2 separate regions of the Homo sapiens genome follow, and region 2 is linked to region 1. The links are chromatin loops, found by intact Hi-C in ENCODE. Cell type or tissue: right lobe of liver. All regions are shown on one strand. Each heading gives the region's core, and the rest is flanking DNA. Links, peaks and the distances in the headings are about the cores only.

What was found. Hi-C counts contacts between places; a loop is a spot of excess contacts. Peaks named below come from ENCODE experiments on the same cell type or tissue, not always from the same donor. Only the 100,000 strongest peaks of a DNase experiment are listed, where the experiment ranks them.
Region 2: it touches region 1 in a loop (3-fold over the local background); 3 of 110 quality-filtered maps call a loop at or near these places.

The regions. Positions count from the first base shown.
Region 1 is chr10:35,213,092-35,224,144 of GRCh38, forward strand. LINC02634 (long intergenic non-protein coding RNA 2634) reads right to left here. Exons shown (of 3, transcript XR_930819.3): 3 at 6,798-7,009. Among named protein-coding and RNA genes, the nearest start is that of LINC02634, 26 kb to the right of the region's middle. RefSeq lists an enhancer at 1,396-1,897 and a silencer at 5,604-5,653. In right lobe of liver, for the core only: CTCF peaks have their summits at 5,565 (motif pointing left) and 5,764; DNase peaks (open chromatin) are centred at 3,590, 4,518, 5,560 and 7,560; H3K27ac peaks cover 3,542 bases.
Region 2 is chr10:35,138,959-35,150,011 of GRCh38, forward strand. It overlaps CREM (cAMP responsive element modulator), which reads left to right. Exons shown (of 8, transcript NM_183011.2): 3 at 9,410-9,533. Among named protein-coding and RNA genes, the nearest start is that of CREM, 18 kb to the left of the region's middle. RefSeq lists enhancers at 10,158-10,277, 10,438-10,497, 10,918-10,967. In right lobe of liver, for the core only: no CTCF peak of the experiment used is centred there; no DNase peak of the experiment used is centred there; H3K27ac peaks cover 504 bases.

The DNA of each region.
Region 1 (11,053 bases), core at 2,016-10,015:
CAGTGTGTGGTGGGAGACAGAAAATTGGGAGCTGGTTTGCGGAGCATCCAGCTGCTGCTTTCCCTGTACCACTGGAATTCTTTCCCTTATCTGTCACTCCCAGTAAGTAGGGCATGTCATTGTTGGCTTTCTTTAAAAATATTTATTCTTCCTTCAGAGTCGGAGCTCTGAATTTCTTTTTTCTTTTTTTCTTTTAAGACAGAGTCTTGGTTTGTCACTCAGGCTGGAGTGCAGTGGCGTGATCTCAACTCACCACAACCTCCGCCTCCCGGGTTCAAACAATTCTTCTGCCTCAGCCTCCCGAGTAGCTGAGATTACAGGCGTACACCACTACACCCAGCTGATTTTTCTATTTTTAGTAGAGATGAGGTTTCACCATGTTGGCCAGGCTAGGCTCGAACTCCTGGCCTCAAGTAATCCACCTGCCTTGGCCTCCCAAAGTGCTGGGATTACAGGTGCGAGCCACCGCACCCGGCCTAAATTTCTTTTATCTCAATTTTTGTCTTCTCTTCTACAGAGAAGATGAGGAAAGAAGTCAAGGAAGAAAAAGGAAAGGAAAACTCCAGGTTTCAGGTGCAGGACAGTAGGACCTTGCATTCACTCATCTGCCCAGTCAGTTGCTGTGCGCCAGTGGTGTGGCTGGGGTGGGTGGACACACAGAGGGGACACGAGGATCAGCAGGCAAGATGTACAAAGTTGGAGACGATGCACGCTACATGTTAGAATTCTAGAAAGATGCAGCTGGGGGTTAAACAGGAGACTTTATGTGGGAAGTGGATTTTGAACTGGGCCTTGAAGTGATTGACAGTGCTGGGGCGTGGGGTGGGTACTTCGGGAATACAGAGCACACACACTGCTCCAAGGAGCTTGGGTCTGGAGGACAGAGGGAGGCCAAGTGAGTTCTCACCCAAGAGCTAGTTTCATTTAAAAATCAGGGGAAGACAGAAGCAATGTGTGCGCATGCCTGTGTGTACTCTAGTCTGCAAAATAGGTTATATTATTTTAGAGGAAAGGGACTATCCAATTACTTGGGACCACCAGCAACAGAAGCCCCCCTTCCCAAACCCAGTGGTTTAAACAATAAGGAAATACACTACCTTGCAAAACAAGAAGTCTAGTGGTAAGAAATCCCAGGCTTGCTAATTTAGTGACAACGATGGCATCACGACCAGATCCTTCCTCCTCATTCTTTTCCCTCTACCTGCTGGTTCCCCGACCTTAATATTGCTGCCACAGTCCCAGGCATCAGAAATGGAAAAGACAGCACCCTTTTTGGGGGGATACTGCTTTTTTCTTTGTTTTTTGTTGTTTTTTTGAGACGGAGTCTCACTCTGTTGCCCAGGCTGGGGTGCAGTGGTGTGATCTCGGCTCACTGCAAGCTCCACCTCCCAGCCCAAAGACTGGGCTGAAAGGCACTGGGTTGCTCATGAGGATTCAGCCCCTAGGGTTGAGGATCTTCCAGGCTTTGGGGAAGCATATGGCCATCAATGTCGAATAAAACTGGGCTTCTGGAAGAGTGGCTTGTAGACACTGGGGACGTCTGGCACTGGGACTGAGCACTTACCCTGTACAAGAAGTGAGGAACAGCTTGTGACAGGCTGGGGCTTGAGCCATGCTCCCAGACCTGCATGGGAACTCTTATTCTTGCTCATGAAATGTATCCCTGAAGCCAAGCTTCTGCTACCAAAATAGCACGATTTGACAGCAGTGCTTTCAGCCTTACAGCAGATACTGCCTACGACCTCTCCCTCAACAGAACCTGCAGTAGGGGAAGCTTTGCAGGGGGGAACGTTGCACATCTCGCACACCCTTGCGCGTGGGATCCACAGCGCTCCCACACCCGTGCGCGTGGGATCCGGAGCTCCCCGCACACCCGTGCGCGTGGGATCCACAGCTCTCCCCACACCCGGGCGTGTGGGATCCACAGCGCTCCTCACACCCGTGCGTGTGGGATCTGGAGCTCCCCGCGCACCTGTGCGTGTGGGATCGAGTTCTCACTGCGTGTGTCTTTCTTTGAACCCTAAAAGTTTCATCTGGACTGCTGGGTATAGAAATTCCTGCTCCAAGGTTAGGGGACTGCATACCTTCTCTGTCCTGTGTAACTAGGTACTTCATAACACTAAGTCATGTGAGATGGGAACATTAAGAAAATGAACTCCTGCTAGTATTTAAACGTGTGACCATGAGGCATGCCTGAAACTGAGAACATGGACATCAGCAACATACTGTGCATGAACGGCAGCTGTTTGAGTGCCAGATGCCTCATTCCTTGTTCAACCACACTTCTCAGTTTTCTTCATATGAAGAAACTTACGTCCAAAACATGCTATTTCCCATGTGCCTAACAGTACACCTTTAAAAAATATCATGACTTGTGAAACCAACTTGATTGTTCTAGTCTACACCAAAAATAATTAGGCCGCTTTGACGTGTGAGGCAGGCAGAGCTGTTGCCAGTTGGCTGGCTGTAATGCAATGACTGTCGTATGGTAGTATACCATGGTTCTCAGAAGTTTAGATGTGCCAGGCTGGAGTGCAGTGGCACGATCTTGGCTCACTGCAGCCTCTGCCCTCTGGGTTCAAGTGATTGTCCTGCCTCAGCCTCCCGAGTAGCTGGGATTACAGGTGTGTGCCACTACGCCCATCTAATTTTTGTATTTTTAGTAGAAACAGGGTTTTGCCATGTTGCCCAGGCTGGTCTTGAACTCCTGACCTCAGGTGATCCACCCACCTCGGCCTCCCAAAGTGCTGGGATTACAGGCGTGAGCAACCACGCTGGCCATGATTCATCTTTTCTAAGGTCATCTTAAAGACACAGACTTGATTCTGAACTACTCAAGCATGGTATATTTTAATCTTTATGCTTTGTGGGAAGGTTTTTTCTATATAAATCCATTTTCTTGGCTGGGCATGGTGGCTCACACCTGTAATCCCAGCACCTTAGGAGGCTGGGGCAGGAGGATTGCCTGAAGCTAAGAATTAAAGACCAGCCTGGACAACATGGTGGGACTCTGTCTCCACAAAAAAAAAAAAAAAAAAATTAAGCAAATTAGCCAAGCATGGTGGTGCACACCTGTAGTCCCAGCTACGATACATACATGATTCATTGATCATGTTGTCTGTATCCTTAAGTTGTCCCATCTTCAGGGCCATGTGATGCGGAGTTTCCAGAAAGCAACATGGGAGTCAGCATGTTCATTCACTCCTTCAAGTCAATAAGTGAGGCTGCATTTGTAAGAAGTCCAGGAGGAGACAGGGCAGCTTTGGGACCTAGGGCTGTGGCAACCCTGACGTTACCATCCTGGGCTTGCTTTCTTCCAGGTGTGTATGTAGCTCCACAGATGCTACAGCCACGTAGTCATGGCAGTCAAGAATAACAGCTACCGTGTACAGAGTGCTCACCCTGCGCCAAGGGGCTTCCACATTTAATTCTCCTAGCAGCCCAACAAGTGTTGATGCTGTTACCATTATCCTCATTTTGCAGATGAGGAAGCAAGCTTGGAGAGAAGTTCAGTAGCTTGCCAAAGGTCACATGGCTCAGGACCAAGTGCAGAACCAGGACAGCAAGCCTCTGTCCTGGCGGTTCTCACCCAGTCTGGACCCAAAGGCAGGAAAGTGTTAAGAAACACTTGCTGGCAATGACTCAAGCAGGTGGTGGCTGCAGAGAGAGAGAGCTCTGTGGCTCTGAGTGGCTATGTGTGGGAACACCCAGACCTTCCTGTTCAAATGCACAAAAGCACATTTTCGCTCCTCTCTGGTTTTTCAAATCCCTGATGCTGATCAGGAAAAAATGACTCTACAGTTTAAGGACTAAGGACTAGCTAGCTATTGGAACATCAAAGTCACAGTTATGCTCATTGAAATAGAATCTTACAGCTAAAAGAGGTCTCACCGGTGTAATTTTTTAATTTTTATTTATTTATTTTTTGAGACAAAGTCTCATGCTCGGTCACCCAGGCTGAAGTGCAGTGGTACGATCTTGGCTTACTGCAACCTCCGCCTCCCAGGCTCAAGCGATTCTCCCACCTCAGCCTCCCAAGGAGCTGGAACTACAGGCACGCGCCACTACGCTTGGCTAATTTTTGTGTTTTTTTGTAGAGACGGGGTTTTGCCATGTTGTCCAGGCTGATCTTGAATTCCTAGGCTCAAGTAATCCACCTGCCTTGGCCTCCCAAAGTGCTGGGGTTACAGGCATGAGCCACTGAGACTGACCAACAGGTGTAATTTACTCCTTTCATTTTATAGACAAGAAAACCAAATTTCAGATTGATTTACTTAAATATTGCCAGCTATTGACAATAGACTAGAAATACTCAGATCTCTGAACTAGTGTGATAATCTTTATATTACTGTGATGCCTCTATTTTTCTATAAACTGGATTTTCAACCAGCTTTTGTGCAGCATAGCTTTCTGAGGAAGGATTTGTCCCTGTGGTTTGAATGGACGGAAGCTGGAAGGAAAACCCCGTCACTTACTATGCAAAAGTCCAGCTGGTCTCTGTGACAGCTGGAGGACACAGGAACTCTGCCAGATCTATCTCAGCCACCTCACTTTATGAAGGATGCTTGACCTGTGGTTCAGTCATTTTCTAGGACAAAAGGCTGTTAACAAGATGTACAAGAGCTCTTGCTTTCAACGTTTGTGGAGCTCTCAGAAGCGCTGACTTACAGCAGACCAGCGTGAGGCTTAACTTAGGAATGAACCCTACCTTTTAAAACACAGTTTACTATTGATACCCTTTTTTTTTTTTTTTTTTTTTTTTTTTTTTTTTTTTTGAGACAGAGTCTTGCTCTGTCGCCCAGGCTGGAGTGCAGTAGTGCAATCTCGGCTCACTGCAACCTCCGCCTCTCGAGTTCAAGTGATCCTCCTGCCTCAGCCTCATGAGTAGCTGGGACTACAGGCACATGCCACCACACTGAGCTAATTTTCGTATTTTTAGTAGAGACAGGGTTTCGCCATATTGCCCAGGCTGGTCTCGAACTCCTGACCTCAGGGGATCCACCCGCCTTGGCCTCCCAAAGTGCTGGGATTACAGACATAAGCCACTAAGCCCAGCCACTACTGATAGACTTTTGAGGAGGTGAGAAGCCCAAATAAGGAGGCTTTGGATGAAAGTGGGCTGCCCGGGAGAGGATAGCATGAGTGTGCCTGTTTGTGTCTTCTGTTTTGTGTTCCATACCTCTGGAATTTTCATTCAGTAGGTCTGGGAATTTGTATTTTTAACCAGTTCCTTGCATGTTTGTTTGTTTGTTTTTGAGACAGGGTCTTGCTCTGTTGCCCCTGCTGGAGTGCAGTGGCACAATCACAGATCACCTCAGCCTCCACCTCCTGAGCTGAAGCGATCCTCCTGCCTCAGCCCCCGGAATAGCTGGGACCACAGGCATGTGCCACCACCACGCCAGGCTCAAGTTCCTGGCATGTTTCTGAAGCACTCTAGTGTTGGAGAACACTGAACTCTATGATCTGGGGTTGGGCCTAGCCTAATTTTCCTTTAAGTCATGGATGCTCTTACCCAGCATTTATCCAGCACACAGACTGTTTAATGTCACAGCCACAGCGCCACCTAGTGTATGTGTGACTTCCAAACGGCGTATTTTCTTAGAAACATTAGTCTGTGAACATTTCAAAACTCAACGGGTGGTATTTCTTTTCTGCCATGGACTCTCCAAGTGTATGCCAAGCCCTATGGGGGCAAGGGATTAAGGGCAGTTTTCTCTGATCTAGTTTGGTGAATTATATTCACAGTAACTCTGGGGAGTCTTGGGTTAACTGTGGGGGAGGGGCAATAATTTGACAAGGTTTGGGAATCCTTAAACTATAGAGTTTTCTCTAAGAGTACACAGTTAATTGCAAATAGATTGAATTATTTGACATAAGAACTTTAGACATTACTTCCAGGCCACATAGTTTTAGCAAGTAAGTGACTTTAAAATGAATCCATCTTTTCTCAGCAAAATTACCGGTTTTGCTTTAACTGCATATGAGGGGTTATTTTAGGTGGTTAGAACATAGTGGAAAATGAGGCCAGGCGCGGTGGCTCACACCTATAATCCCAGCACTTTGGGAGGCCGAGCCAGGTGGATCACTTGAGGTTAGGAGTTCGAGACCAGCCTGGCCAACATGGCAAAACCCCATCTCTACTAAAAATACAAAAATTAGCTGGATGTGGTGGTACGCGCTTGTAGTTCCAGCTACTGGGGAAGCTGAAGCAGGATAATCGCTTGCAGTGAGCTGAGATCACGCCACTGCACTCCAGCCTGGGTGACAGAGTGAGGCTCTGTCTCAAAAAAAAAAAAAAAAACCTAGTGGAAAAGAGTTTCAAAGCGTTTTGCGTGTCACTCAGACATGGCTGTGGGTGGCATTTTAGTTCTTATCGTAACCTGTGATCACAGTGTTGGCCTCATGGGAATTGGATGAGCATAATCATATCACTAGAAGTTCTTGGAAAATAAGTATCATTAACTGTGGGAGAGCAGTGATATTTTCACACTCTAAAAAGTATACATATCCTGTTGCTTAGTAATGCCGAGATCAGCATCTGTTTTGTTATTGTAGCTTGAAATATCATGAAAATGTAATTGGAGATGAAGGTGCTGATGGCATTTAGCAATTACTTAGAGGTTAGATTAGTGACATGGTAATGATAATTAGATTATATGCCTTTGAACAATTTCTATTCAGAGACTTTTGATATATGATATTATGAATAAGATAATGTTAGAAATTCCAAATTTTAGAACATTAATCCATCTCAATATTAATTTAAAAATAAATACACATACATACATACATACTTCTTTGGTCAGCCAGAATTTTTTTTTATTAGCCTTTTCCTCACATAACCAGCCAGTGTTAAAATAGATTTGATGTCATGAAGGTTGCAGCTTTTAGGCAGTATAATTTTTTTTCCTGGCATGCATAATTCTGTATTATGTACATGGTTTCATTCATCCTTTTATCCAGATGTCTGAATTGATGTAACCCAGCTGGATTTTATTGGAGTTTAGACCTAGAAGGGTAGAAGACAAATCTACCTTATCAAGGGTATAACATGCCTAACCTATTAGTCTTTCTATTCAAGTAACCTGACTTAATATCATTAAATGCTGGGTTGCTGTTGCTCCAGGAATACAGGATTGTGGCAGTTTGGTGGGGCAGGGAGGGGAGGTTGGAGTACCAGCAGAGGGTTTCATAGAGGGAACACCCCATGTAACAATAGAGAAAGAAGACTGAGTTGCTGGAGGGGCTTAGCAGAAAATCTATGGGAACTCTTCCACAGCTGGTATGGACTTCACGCACCAAAGCACATTGAGATTAGCTGTGGTTTCTTAGGGATTTTCACTACAATCAATTACTTGAATACTTCTAGAGCATTTAGTATCCCAGACACCCCTGTTTCATGATTTTCATTTTAAAATGAGTCAGGCAGTGATTACCTATGTTCTTAAAAATCCATCCTGGATAAAAAGAACTACAGAAACAAAAGAACAAAGTCCAAAGCTACAGGCGCTGTGAAGAGCAGAATGAACAGTGGGTGTGTGCTTGGCTCGAGGAACCATGGCTGACAGCCACCAGACCTGGGTTCTGGTCCTAGCTTTTCTGTTAAAACTCCCTGTGTCGCTTTGGCAAGGTCATTTGACCTCTGTTTGATTGGGAACCTCTGTTTTCTCCACATTGACCTTGACATTTGTGACACTGTGATGAAATTCACAGTGAAATGTAAATTTCAAAGAAGAGTTCATCAGATCTTATTTGTTACCTCATCCCTGTGAACACAGCTTCTAGATTCTTAGTATCAGGTCATGAACCTATAAAATTATCTTTCAGAATGTCTTCAACATCAATATTTTTAATAATCCATTCTGAGGATTGCCCAGCATTTAAGAGAAAAAAGCCTTAGGCTGAAACTGGCCTGTGATGAAGGCAGGGACATCTACTTTGATTCTGGTAACTGGATTAAGATTTTCACACATGAAGACTTTACTTGGGCAAATTTTGTTTTACTTATGTTATTTATAAATGCACCAAAACTGTGACTGAATGAAAATTTTCCACCGCAGGAGTTTCCTCTGCCCTTCTCAACCTAACAGGGCCGCACCAAGTTAACAGAAATTATCACTGGCTTAGAAAAGGTTGTGGTTTTCAGTGTACATTAGGAGGGTTACTGTCCTGTAACCCAGTTTATTATTTTAATATTCTTGAAAGAACTGAAGTAATGAAGGGAGAGGCTATATTTTCTTTAGAAGATTTTTCCATGTTATTTGAAAGGTTTTATTCACACATATTTTTCTTAGCAGAAAAACAATTAAATTGAAAAAATTTTAAAAGTACTTTTAAAACGTACTTTTAAATGTACTTTTAAAATGTACTTTTAAATGTACTTTTAAAATGTACAAAAATATTTTAAAATGTACATTTTAAAGTACATTTTAAAATTTTTTCAATTACCCTTTAATAAAGCTGGAGGAAAATAAATAATATAAAATTATACATTTTGTAGATGTGAAATATGTCATAAAAATCAAAGTTTATAAAAAATGTTTACCAAAATATATAACCAGGCTGGGCACGGTGGCTCATGCCTGTAATCTGAGCAATTTGGGAGGCTGGGGCGGGTAGATCAATTGAGGTCAGAAGTTCGAGACTAGCCTGGCCAACATGGTGAAACCTCATCTCCACTAAAAATACAAAAAGTAAGCCAGGCATGGTGGTGCTTCCCTGTATTCCCAGCTACGTAGGAGCCTGAGGCAAAAGAATCGCTTAAACCTGGGAGGCGGAGGTTGCAGTGAGCCGAGATCACACTGTTGTACTCCAGCCTGGGTGACAGAGTGATACTCTGTCTCAAAACAAAACAAATATATAACCTGTATAAGGCTAATTTAAAATAGTTTTAATAGTTTTGATAGGAATGCATTTCCAGTTTGCTTATTAAAATTTATTATGGTGTGAGTTTTAAAATTGTATATACAATGGATAAACTGATTTTAAATATATATTTTTTATTTCAATAGCTTTTGGAGTATAAGTGGTTTTTGGTTTCATGAATGAATTGTATAGTGGTGAAGTCTGGAAATGCTAGTGCACTCATCACCCCAGGAATATAAATTGTACCCAAGGATAAAATGATTTGATAGGCTCAATCATGATCGATTTGAATAAGCTGATACTTGAAAATATTTCCTTATTCCTGACGTTTGATAACTTCAAGTCCCTGAGACCCAGAACAAAGGCCTTCTTGTCGTGAAAAGGCAGCTACATCTAGTGGTTGGTGGCATTTTCATTGGAAAATTTGGTTTATGAAAAAAATCCTTCATAGCTGTCTTTGCTGACATTCTGTGGTTGTACAGAGCATTATAACTAATGTGGTGTGTATGTGTAACTTAACTGAGGTATAACTTTTACACCATAAAATTCACCCATTTTACCTGTACAACTCAATGATTTTTAACAAATTTACCAAGTTGTATAATCATCACCACAATACAGATTTAGAACATTTCCATCACCCCAGTAAGATTGTTCACTCCCATTTATAGTTAACCAATACTTTGGTTTTATTTATTATTATTATTATTGTTTTTCTTTTAAAGACTAGGTCTCACTCTGTCGCCCAGGCTGGAGTGCAGTGGTGCAATCATAGCTCATTGCAGTCTCAGACTCCTGGGCTCAAGTGATCCTCCCACCTCAGCCTCCCGAGTAGCTGGGACTACAGGTGTCCATTGCCATACCTGGCTAATTTTTAAATTTTTAAATGAAAATAATGCCCAGGCTATTCTCGAACTCATGGCTTCAAACAGTCCTCCCACCTCGGCCTCCCAAAGTGCTAAGATTACAGGTGTGAGCCGCCGCGTCCAGCCCCTGGCCAGTATGTTGACTGTAGCCTGTGAAAGACCCTTAGTTAGAGGACCCGGTTAAGCCAGGGCCGGATTCCTGATTTACAGAAACTGTGAGATAATAAATGCTGTGTTAAGCCTCTAAGTTTGGGGATTGTTATGCAGCAATATGGAACTAATACGTCTACTCTCCAAGCTAATCTAGCAATGTATGCAACTGAATATCCAATCTGCCAACCACAGAGACCAGTACTGTGTCCCTTCACTGGCACTATCCTCGGAGGAGAAGAACCAGCCACTAGGTGGCAAGTCAGTGACAGGGACCCTCTTCCACCTTGGAAGGGACAGAGACAGAATGTTTGATCCTCTGGCATGGGATACCTCATAACATCACATCAGGCCTGGGAACCACGTTACAGCAAGGGAGGTGGGAGAGTGGCCCAGGAACACAGGATCCCGTAGTGAAGCCACAGAACAGTGGACCTGATAGAGGCATGGCTGAAGTGCCCACTCCAGGGCAGGACTTTCAGGGCATAAGGTGCCATCCTCCAGGACACAGGCTGCACTTTAAAGACCTTTACACAGTGCTCAGTGGGAAGAATGCATGGGCCTGGGGACCAGAGGCCCTGCCTGTCTCATCCCCAGGGACCAGTTGGGAAAGGAATCGGCATTTCCCATTCTCTGTAAGTTTGGGTTCTGCAGGTCTAAAGGGCCTGGTCCCAGGAAGACACTTCTGCCAGGGGAGGTGCCACCAGGGCACTCAATCTCCTTGTGCCAAGGGACCTTGCAGCAGGAAGAGGAGTCACCCTCCTGGTGGCACTGACTGGCCACCATTACCAGGAGGAGGAAAGGCTTCTGCTCCAGACTGGAAGTATATGTTTGGCACCCAGGCGATCCATGTGGGCACCTCAAGTGCAGCAATCCCAGCTGAGAACAGCAGATGTGCTGGCTGAGGGATGGATGAATGGGGAACAGATGTAGAGGAAAGAGACGATGAGTGTGGACTGCAGCCTGAGGCCAGCTGTGGTGGGAAGGGCTGTGGTTTGTTCTATTAACCTTCCTCTTCTAAATTCTCCCATAGGCTAGGTATGGTGGTATACACCTGTAGTCCCAGCTACTTGGGAGGCTGAGGCAGGAGGATCCCTTGAGGCCAGGAGTTGGAGGTTGCAGTGAGCTATGATGGCACCACTGCATTCCAGCCTGGGTGACAGAGTGGGATC
Region 2 (11,053 bases), core at 1,282-9,281, 75 kb before region 1:
TTATTAATTTGGATCCCAGTATATTCAAAACAGGTTGGGATAATATTTGCTTTTCTATCAAAGTTTGCTAAATAATATAAAGGAGATTTCAGAGAAATATTTAACTTCAAAAGAAAATAATCCTGCTATTATTAGTTGTTTGTAAATTTAAATATCTCCATTTTAGCAATTTTTTTTTTTTTTGAGACACAGTGTCACTGTGTCCAGGCTGGATTGTAGTGGCACAATCTTGGCTCACTGCAACCTCTGTCTCCAAGGTTCAAGTGATTCTTGTGCCTCAGCCTCCGAGTAGCTGGGATTATAGGTGCGTGCCGCCACACCCAGCTAATTTTTGTATTATTAGTAGAGATGGAGTTTCACCATATTGACCAAGCTGGCCTCAAACTCCTGACCTCAGGTGATCCACCTGCCTAGCCCTCCCAAAGTGCTGGGATTACAGGCATGAGCCACCATGCCCAGCCACCATTTTAGCAAATTTTTACCTGTTTTTTAGAATTGTGGAACCAAATATTTGCCAGTATTTTGCTTGTTGTTAATTTATAGTGCTTAGTGGACTTGTTTGTTTTCGTTTTTATTGTTTTATCCTTACATGTTTTTATTTTTAATTATTTTGTAATTCATAATTGCCCATTGGTTCTTTTCTCTCTAAAAAGGATTATTGTTTAAGATTAAAATACTACATAGTTAATTAAAGACTATTAGTTTTAGTACAACTATGTTTATTTAATATTATCACAACTATGTTTAATACAGAAGGTGAGATTTGGGAAAATATGTTCTATGAGACATCTCTTCAATTTTAATGTATTTAGCTATAAATTATATAGTGAATAATGTAAGATTATAATGGACTCTATAAATTCTATCTGGAGCAGCTGTGGCTGATTTATAGATGTTAATGTTGTATGTACATCATTTACAGCTGAGTTTGGGGTCCTGCATTTCTGCTGAGATAGTGCCTGAAAAATGCCTGGTACAGTGCTTGACCCATGTTGAGCACTGAAATGTTAGTTGAATCTTCTGCACTGAGTCCTGTATAGGAGTTGGGTTTTAGTGGGTTTAGGAGGTTGTACTGGAGGGCATAAATCTGCAGATTTGGATATAAATCTGCAGAATAAACTGGCTTGAAATAGCATATCTATTTTAAATTGCTAGTGTTGACCTTTTTTGTAGATGATTTTTACCTTCAAAAAAATAATTTTAGTATCAAACTTGTACTAAACGGCATGAACTGAACACCGTGCTAGGTACTCTGGCAGAATACAAATGGAATAAAATTACAGTCCATACATTTGGTATGAAAGAGAAAGCATATCTGAGTGAGATTGCGACAACAATTGCAGCATACTCCAAAACACATCATCATCGTAAAATGTTGTCCAAACTGTAATTCGCAGGGCACTGGCTGTGGAAGGAACCCTGGAGTCACAGTCACAACACCTCTTTTTCATCCCTCATCATGCTACCTATTATGTTCCCTGTAAAAGTCCCTTAATCTCTCTGAACGTTATTTTTATTATTATAATAACACCTGACAGTTGCACAGTCTTCCAGGATAATTGATTAATTGGTTTATTTAGCATATACTGTACTAGGCACTGGGAATGCATGGAAATCTATAAGATGGGATCCCTGTCCCTGAGTTGCTCACGCTGGTGTGTGAATACATGTATTATATGCTACACAAGTGTTATAACAGACTTGTAAATGCTTTGGGAACTCAAAAGAGAATAACTAATTCTGCCCATGGCTATTAGAATAGGCCTTTGAAAGTTGGTGTCCTCGAACCAGGCCTTGACAGACTAGTGAGAATTTGCCAGTTGGACAAAGAAGGGTAAAGGGCATTTCAGGAAGAGGGGAGATTAGATGTAAAAGATTAAAACTGGGAGAGTAAGATATGTACTTGAAAAAATGTCTGATTAGGAGGCTGGCATGCAGCGTGTTGGAAAGAGTAGAGGGACTGGAGATAAGGCTGTAGGACTAAAATGGGTCACATTGTGAAAGAGATTGAATGGCAGTGTGGTTTAGTAATGGAGTGTATGGACTTTGGAAAAAGACCTTGGTTGAAAACCTGGCTATGCCACTTAATACGTTCATGGTAAGATCAAATTCTTAACCTCCCTGAGTCTCCTTTTCCTTATTTCTAAAAGAAGAACTAATTATTTTTTATTTTTTGAGACAGTCTCACTCTGTTGCCCAGGCTGGAAGAACTGATGATAGTGATCTTATAGAGTTGTTAATCAAAACTACCAGGCACTTACCACATGGTAAACTCTCAATAAATGATGGTTATAGTTATGAGAATTAGAAGTTTGGATTTTATCCTGTAGTCAATAGGAAGCTACTGAAGAGTTTTAAGCAAAGAAGTATTTTAAGCAGAAATACATGTTTTAGAAACATAACTATTGGCATGGATTGGAGCCAGGAGTTAGAGTGGTGGCTGTGGAAAGGTAGAGAAGGAGACTTAATTGTTCTTTAGAAGGTAGAATCATCATACCTGGTGATGATGCTGTGTGGAATGACAGAGAGGGAGTTTCAGGGGTTTCTGGCTTGAACAACTCGTTGGATGATGGGGTCCCATTTCCTGAGATAGGGAACTCGGGTAGAAAGTTTGTGGAGGAAGAAGAGGAGTTTAGTTCTGGACCCACTGATTTTGAGGTTCCTGCAGGACATGTGTTTGGAGATGTTAAACAGGGATTTGCATATTGGATTTTGGAATTGAGAAGAGACGTCTGGCCTAGAGTCATGGGTTTAAATCTGGCACTTGAATCCAGAGAAACAGACCATATGAAGTAGGGAGAGATTTGAGAGTGAGGCAAGAAAGCTAAGCAGAGTCCCGAAGACATGCCATGTTGAAGATTAACATTGAGGAAGAGAAGGAATTGTCAGGGGAGCTTGTGGAGGAATTGTCAGCGAATCAGATGAGAAGAGGAAAATGTAGTATCAGAACGCTGAGACAGTGTTCAAGAAGGAAGATGTTGTCAACGGTTTGAATGCTGCTGAGGGATCAAACAAAAGGTAGGACTTAAAATGTACGTTGGATTTAGTGACAGAGATTAGTTACCATTTCTAGAGACGTTTTAGAGGTAGAAACCTCTCTAAACTTGGGGGTATCTAGGAGTATGTGGGATGTGAAGTAACGGAGATAGTAGTGTTGGCAATTCTTTCAAATATTTCAGCAGTGAGAAGGGGAAGAGAGGTTCAAGGGAATAGCTCGAGAGATTTCTGATCCAGTGGATTTGTGGCTATGTGTATAAGTTGTGAGATGGGAGAGACGTGAATGTGTTTAAGTCTTTACAGGAAAAAACTGTTAGAGGGGGAGAGAATAATTGATAGTATAATCCCCTGGGGCATGGGCTCCAAACAACAGATACAGGTATTTTAAGAGTAGGGAGGAGGCAGGAGGCAAGGGAACATGGTGAGTGTAGATGTCAATAGCTTTGTTGATTTGGTTGTGGGAAGTTGATGGAGTTCTCATTAGAGACAGGAGGCAAGGGCTTTCATTGAATGCAGTCAGTATAGAAACGCAGGGATTGAGAAGAGGGAGAACATTTGAAACAGTTGTTGAGAATGGGAGAGTAGTAAGCCAAGGAGGCAAACTCCATCAGTTTGCCGCCCATTTGAGGTTGAAAACCAAGAATTTAATAGCTATATTTATATTTTTAGAGATGGGGTCTTGCTCTGTCACCCAGGCTGGAGTGCAGTGGCACGATTATGGCGCACTGCAGTCTTGACCTCCTGAGCTCAAGTGATCCTTCCATCTCACCCTCCTGAGTAGCTGGGACTACAGGTGCCCATCACTACGCCCAGCTAACTTTTTTGTTTTCTATGTGGAGACGGGGTCTCACTATGTTGCCCAGTCTGGTCTCAAACTCCTAGGCTCATGTGATCCTTCTGCCTTGGCCCCCCAGAGTGTTGGGATTACAGGCGTGAGCCCCTGTGCTTGGCCTCAATAGCTTATTCTGTCTTATAATTTCATTCAGTATTGTTCATCTGCCTTGGTGCAGGCATAGAGGAGATGAAGAGTTGGTTTTATCCAAGATTGGTACTTACTAAGAATATACAGCAATGGCACAATCTTGGCTTACTGCAACCTCCAACTCCCAGGTTCAAGCAATTCTCCTGCCTCCACCTCCCAAGTAGCTGGGATTACAGGCGCCTGCCACCACACCTGGCTAATTTTTGTATTTTTAGTAGAGACGGGGTTTCACCATGTTGGCCAGGCTGGTCTTTAACTCTTGACCTCGTGATCTGCCTGCCTTGGCCTCCCAAAGTGCTGGGATTACAGACGTGAGCCACCGTGCCGGGCTGGGAAACAGTAATTAAAATGAGAAGCCATGTTAGCTGAATAGGGTGGGAAGTGAAGAAAGGGGGAGGCAGATGGGCAGAGAGAAAGTGGTGTGGAGATCTCAGTGTGTTGGAATAACAAGTGTGATGGGAGTGGTCAAGGGAGAGGGTAAGATGGGAGGATAGGATGTTGTAGGCAGAGTGGAATGTTGGAATTAATTTTTTCAGAGCTGGACCAATTTGCACATTGGCAATGTCCAGGGTGTGGCCAGACACTCCAGTAGATAGCTGAAGTGGCATAAAGTAAGTCATTGATCTGAGGCATCTGGGTAAGGGATAGGTCTTCTTTTGAGTGTTGAACATAGACAGAATGGTGAAGAGGAAAGCTTTTACATCAGGGGCCAGAGTCTTCAGTTTACATCCTGGAGGTGAGTAGATGATTATCTTATGGATGGGTTCAGGATGGTACACCTGATGACCTTGAGCCTCAGTTGAACAAGGGTTTTTACGAGGGAGTAAAGGAGGTACAGGTGGGAAGCAACAGTGGGGAACAAAGCAGATGGCCAGTCAACATGCTGACCTTGATTGGGTGTGGGAAGATGAGCAGTACTCTCTTGAGAGGACAGCAGAGAGGCTTTGGGAGTTCCAGATAGCATATTGCTGGAATTTGGAAGGAGAACAGGAGTGAGGGATTGTATTATGGAGGGAAAGGAAGCACTAGTTATGAGAGTGAAGATGAAATATGGAAGGAGCTTATATCTTAGTGATTTGAGTGTGATTCTGGCATGGGTGCAGGGGCATTGAAGTTTAGTTGTGGCTTAGGAAAAGGCCCATTGTCTGTGATTTATTGTCTTCAGAGTGGATAGCAGCAACTGTGTGGAACAGCAGCTCAACTGCTTTGTCCAGTGTGGTGATGGGAGGTTACAGTGGACAGTGCCCAGTGCTAAATTATGGTAAGGAGGAGGAGTTGGGATGGCTGCTGACCTTCCATCTCTGCCTTTCTCCCTAAGGCTCAACGCCTCATGGTATCCTGACTGATGTTTAGCTTTGTGGGGTTGCTTTTTGTGGTTGATCTCATTCTGACTGATTATATATAGACACACGATTCTAGCTTTGGAGCCTGAATGGATGATGATACTCTTGACTAAAAGAAGAAATAAAAGAGAGGGGTCAGGTGTCCATGAAAACCCCAGGTTGAGATGCTCAGTAGGAGGGAGGTGTGTGTAAATACAGATTTGGGAGCCATCTGCATATAGGATTGAAGAAACCATAGTATTCATAGTATTGGAAAATTCTGTAGTATTGACAAAGGGAAAAGGGCAAAGGACTGAACTCTCTGGGAAATGCCCCCAGAGAAAAATGGACCAGTTAAGATGATTGCATGAGATGGTACGTTATCAAGACATTTTCATGTATAAAACATTTTGAAATCTGTCTTTTATCATATCTCAAAAATTGAGGCCTGAATAGTTTATCTTTTTAATCATTAAAACTTTTTTTTTTTTTGATGGGAGACTTCTTGGATTCTACAGTGTGTACCCCTCTGTCCTTAAAGTATACTGAACATAATTAGCCTTTTTTTCATGACTCAGGATAGTTATTATAAATATCAGTTATTGAGTTGTAACTTCCAGGCTGGGCATGGTGGCCATGCCTGTAATCCTAGCACTTTGGGAGACTGAAGCGGGCTGATCACTTGAGGCCAGGAGTTGGAGACCAGCCTGGCCAACATGGTTAAACCCCGTGTCTACTAAAAATAAAAAAAATTAGCCGGGTGTGGTGGCGCGTGCCTGTAATCCCAGATACTTGAGAGGCTGAGGCGGGAGAATCGCTTGAACCCAGGAGGCGGAGGTTGCAGTGAGTCCAGATCGCGCCACTGCACTCCAGCCTGGGTGACAGAGCAAGACACTGTCTCAAAAAAAAAAAAAAAAAAAAGGTATTATTCCTAATTTAATTCCATGCAGCCTTTCCAGCCCTATTTGTACCAGTCCTACTCTGTCTCTTCCCCACTAAATCTAATTATCCCCCTTTCCCTCACCCAGATTTTCTACTCCAATCACCTATTCTGTTTCCCAGATATCCTCTGTACTTTCCTCCCTCTCATAGTCGACCTGTCCTTTCTACCTGGTGAAATCCTACTCACCCTTCAATATACGACTCATATGACCACATTCTCTGGCAGACTTGGTCATTCTCTTATGTTTTCCAGAGCATTTCATGGATCACATATATCACATGATTCAAGAAATTACGGCCAGTTGCAATGGCTCACGCCTAGTAATCCCAGCACTTTGGGAGGCCAAGGCAGGCAGATCACCTGAGGTCAGGAGTTGAAGACCAGCGTGGCCAACATGGCGAAACCCCGTCTCTTCTAAAAATACAAAATAGCTGGGCATGGGGGCATGCGTCAGTAATCCCAGCTACGTGGGAGGCTAAGGCCAGAGAACTGCTGGAACCTGGGAGGCAGAGGTTGCAGTGAGCCGAGATGCCTCTGCACTCCAGCCTGGGTTGACAGAGTGAGACTCTGCCTCAAAAAAAAAAAAAAAAAAAAAAAGAAATTACTTTACTTGTGATTTACTTTAATTACTGACCTGCCAATAAACTGTGTTTCTCAAATTTTAGTACATATTGGAATTGTTTGCATATAAGAAGTTAAATTCTCAAGAAAGTTTGATTCACTAGGTTTGGGGTTGAGCCTAAGCTTCTGCATTTTTTACAACAAATACTTCTCGTTAATTCTGATGCGAGTTGTCCAAGGACCATAATTTGAGAAACCAACAACCATGTAGTTAATGGATTCCATCAGGGCAAGGGCCATGACTTATCTGCTTTTGTATTTTCAGGGCCTGCCATGTAGACTATGCTAAATGAATGTTTCTAGAATGAAATATAGTTTACTGGGGAAGGCCTTTCGGCATATAATTTTTGAGTTGAGACCCAAGTTGTTGCAGAATCTTAAGAAAGGTTTTGCCTTTCAAAGGTGTAAAAAATAGCACAAGACAACATTTCCCAGGTGGTTTCCAAAATACTCCTGCTAGGGCATGCTTTGTGGGAAAAGGGTTTGTTTGGTAGTCAGATACTTTTAGAAAATGCTGTCTGTTGGACCTGTGCCCTTCACCCTTCTCAAGACACACTAGCAGATTGAAGCTTTTGAGATGTTCTGTGGGAAAGAAACCCTTTTAATCTTTAAAACGTTTTGACAAAGCATTTTCCCTACCCTTTTTCCCCAGATAATGCCTTTTTAGAACCTGCAGAACTAATGTCCTGAGGTATTTTCTTTGGAAACTGCTCACATAACCAAAAGTATAACAGTAGGAATTAACACTTCATGTGTGATGATGACCTATAATTACCTAGAATTGGAGAGGCCACTCTGGGAAGTTATAAGAAAAGAGATAAAGGATTAGGCAATATTAAGGGAAAGACATTTTTCTATGGTAGGCTCGACGTTTGTATTTTGGTATAATTGCTCTAAATTGTCCTGGTCAGTTATAAGTATTAAAATAACTGTAGTATAGATGATAGCAGACAGGTTTGAGCATGGAAGGATTGGATTTGGGTAACGGCTACTGGAATGCAAAAGGCAGTAGGAAGTCAAAGACAGTAGATGAAGGATCTGTAGAATCTGGTAACTAATTAAATCTGGAAAAACAACTTGGATGTTTTAATTCAAAGATCTAAGTGGTCTATATACTTTTTGGATGTATAGTTAGACTAAGGTGAAAAAGAAACATTGTATTATTGACAGCTGAAAAGATGTGTAACAGCAGGGAGTAGTTTCTATAAGTTTTTTGGGTTTTTTTTTTTTTTTTTTTTTTTTTTTAAGACGGAGTCTCGCTCTGTCGCCCAGGCTGGAGTCCACTGGCGCAATCTCGGCTCACTGCAAGCTCTGCCTCCTGGGTTCACGCCATTCTCCTGCCTCAGCCTCCCGAGTAGCTGGGACTACAGGCGCCTACCACGGTGGCGCCCGGCTAATTTTTCGTATTTTTAGTAGAGACGGGGTTTCACCGTGTTAGCCAGGATGGTCTCGATCTCCTGACCTGGTGATCCGCCCGCCTCAGCCTCCCAAAGTGCTGGGATTACAGACGTGAGCCACCGTGCCCGGCCTCTATAGGTTTTTAAATTTTAGTTTTGTTTATTTTGTTTATATTTTAACAGGATAAAATTTATTATAATATAGTTTGCCTTCTAAAAAGAGTCCATATAGAAATCACTAACTTAAACTGAATTCATACACAAACTTCAAATCACATCAGAAGTTTTTCCTGGAAAAATTAGGTCCTCTTTTTTCAATAATTGGGGCTTGTTTATCAGAAACGACTTAGTGATAACAAAGCAAGACACATTTTTGTATTATTATACATTTAATTTAGACGATGGGGAAATTCCTTCACACTACCTCATAACATAAAGCAGGTTTATTAGGCCTTAAGAATCATAGAATATTTATACTTTTCATGTAAAATAGAAAACCTAATTTTCCAGCCATTCATGCTAAACAGCAGGGTTAAAGTAATGATCAGGAAGACTTTATACGTTTTAAAATAAGGTAGTTTTCATGAGACATTTTGCAGTGCTCCCTTGGTAATGTTCATATTCAGTGAGCAGAAAAGAAAAGATGAGAGAGTTAGGACTCTACTATTGAACCTGTTTCTTGAAGAAAACAAAAACCAGATAGTACAATTGGATGTCAGAAATGATTATTAGAAAGCTAGGTAAAAACAGTACAGGTTGAGTATCCCTTATCTGAAATGCTTGGGACCAGAATTGTTTCAGAATTTGGAATTTTTTGGATTTTAGAATATTCGCATATACATATGAGTTACCTTGGGGATGAGAGCCAGGTCTAGACACGAGATTCATTTATGTTTCATATACACCTTATAGTCTAAAGGTAATTTTATACAATATTTTTAATGATTTTGTACAGGATACAAAGTTTTGAGCCATAGCATGAGGTCACATGTGGAATTTTCCTTTTGTGGCATCATGTAAATGCTCAGAAAGTTTCAGATTTTGGAGCATTTCAGATTTTGGATTTTTGGATTAGGGATGTTCAACCTGTATTTCCAAATACTTAAGATAGGGCCTTAATTTGTCTTCCTTTTTATTGTCTTTTCAGACAAATGACCATGGAAACAGTTGAATCCCAGCATGATGGAAGTATAACAGCTTCTTTGACAGAGAGCAAGTCTGCTCATGTGCAGACTCAGACTGGCCAAAATTCAATCCCTGCTTTAGCTCAGGTAGGCAATAGGCAGGCACCGTTGAAAGTCAAAATATATGGAAATGAGAATTAGGTGCAGATTCTGTTTTCTTGCCATTGATCTTAAATTTTCCATGTTCCCTGGTTATCAGCCATTCTTGCTTATTTGATTGTGAAGAAAAGATACGTGTTGTAATTAGCCTTGCATTTTAACAGACATTCAGCAGTGCCCCATCTCCATTGCCACCACCACTATGGAAGGAAAAACAAAAACCCTTCCTGAATATGTAATCCTCAAAGTATGATTTGAGAGGGTTGCTAATTCGAAATTGATACAGTTCTGATGTCCTTAGCTGTTAAGATGACAGAAATCTTACCATTTTCCCCGTATATATTTGTCTTAATCATTACTTTCTTTTCAGTTAGGTCTCGAACTTTGAATTGGTTTCATTCAGAGGTCACCAGTATCAGTTAGTACCTGTTTCTAGATCCTAAAATTTATTTCTGAGATATCTATTAAAAATATAGTAAAAATAAACACATTTGTTAGTTCATCAAATATTTATTGAATGTCTGCTGTGTCTAATTATTCCGGATGCATGTGGATATGTAGTTTCAGGACTTAAATATCCCATGGTTTGGTAGGGTAGACAGATATTTTAGCAATAATTCCAGTAGGGTAAGAAGTGCTGTAAGATACTATGTAGAAAATGAATAAGGCCTACAGAAGAGGGAGCAGCCAGCTGACTAGGAGTGCTTTATATATCTCCTTTGAGCTAGGCACAAAGGATGAGTAGGAGTCTGCCAGGTTGATAAGGTGAGGAAGCATATTCTAGGCAGAGCGAAGAGTGTGCACAGAGGCACAGAGCCAGAGCATGGGATGTTCAGGGAACTATGGGTATTGAGTTTAACTGGAGCCAGGTGTCTGGGCTGGGCAGTCCAGCTGGTAAAGGTAAGTAGAGGATCGTATACATTTCAGGGTTTAGAGTACACTGTACTCTAAATAGTATTGAAATATTTTCAGGTGCCCACCGTATTTTCAGTTTTGACACTAGTAGCCATGTGGAGGTGGAATTGAAAGTCAGTGAGTCGGAACTGAAGACACCATCAGGGTGCCTGGTGGAGTCAAAGTAGCGTGAGATACAGAGCAGTGGTGAGACCTTTGTGGTACATTAAAGGGAGAATAAAAAGGACCTGGTGGTTGACTGGAAGGCCCAGGGGAAACACCAGGCACTTCTTGGGTTATATTAGGCCAGACTGGTGTGAGAGCTCTCCTTTCCTGTGCACCCAGCCTGCTTTTCTTTCCTCTTTAAAGCTGCCAACACCCACTCGTTCCCTGCAGGTTTTCTGCGGTATTCTGTAGAGCTGTATCTCCCTAGCAACACCTTTTGTTACACTGAGAGACAGGCATTTAGGTTAGGCCAGGCCTTTTGCTTAAACACACACACACACACACACACACACACACACACACACACACACACACACCCTTGTTAAAAAAAATGCATGTTCATTGTAGAAAATAAATATTAAAATGAAGAATATAAAAACTATCCATAA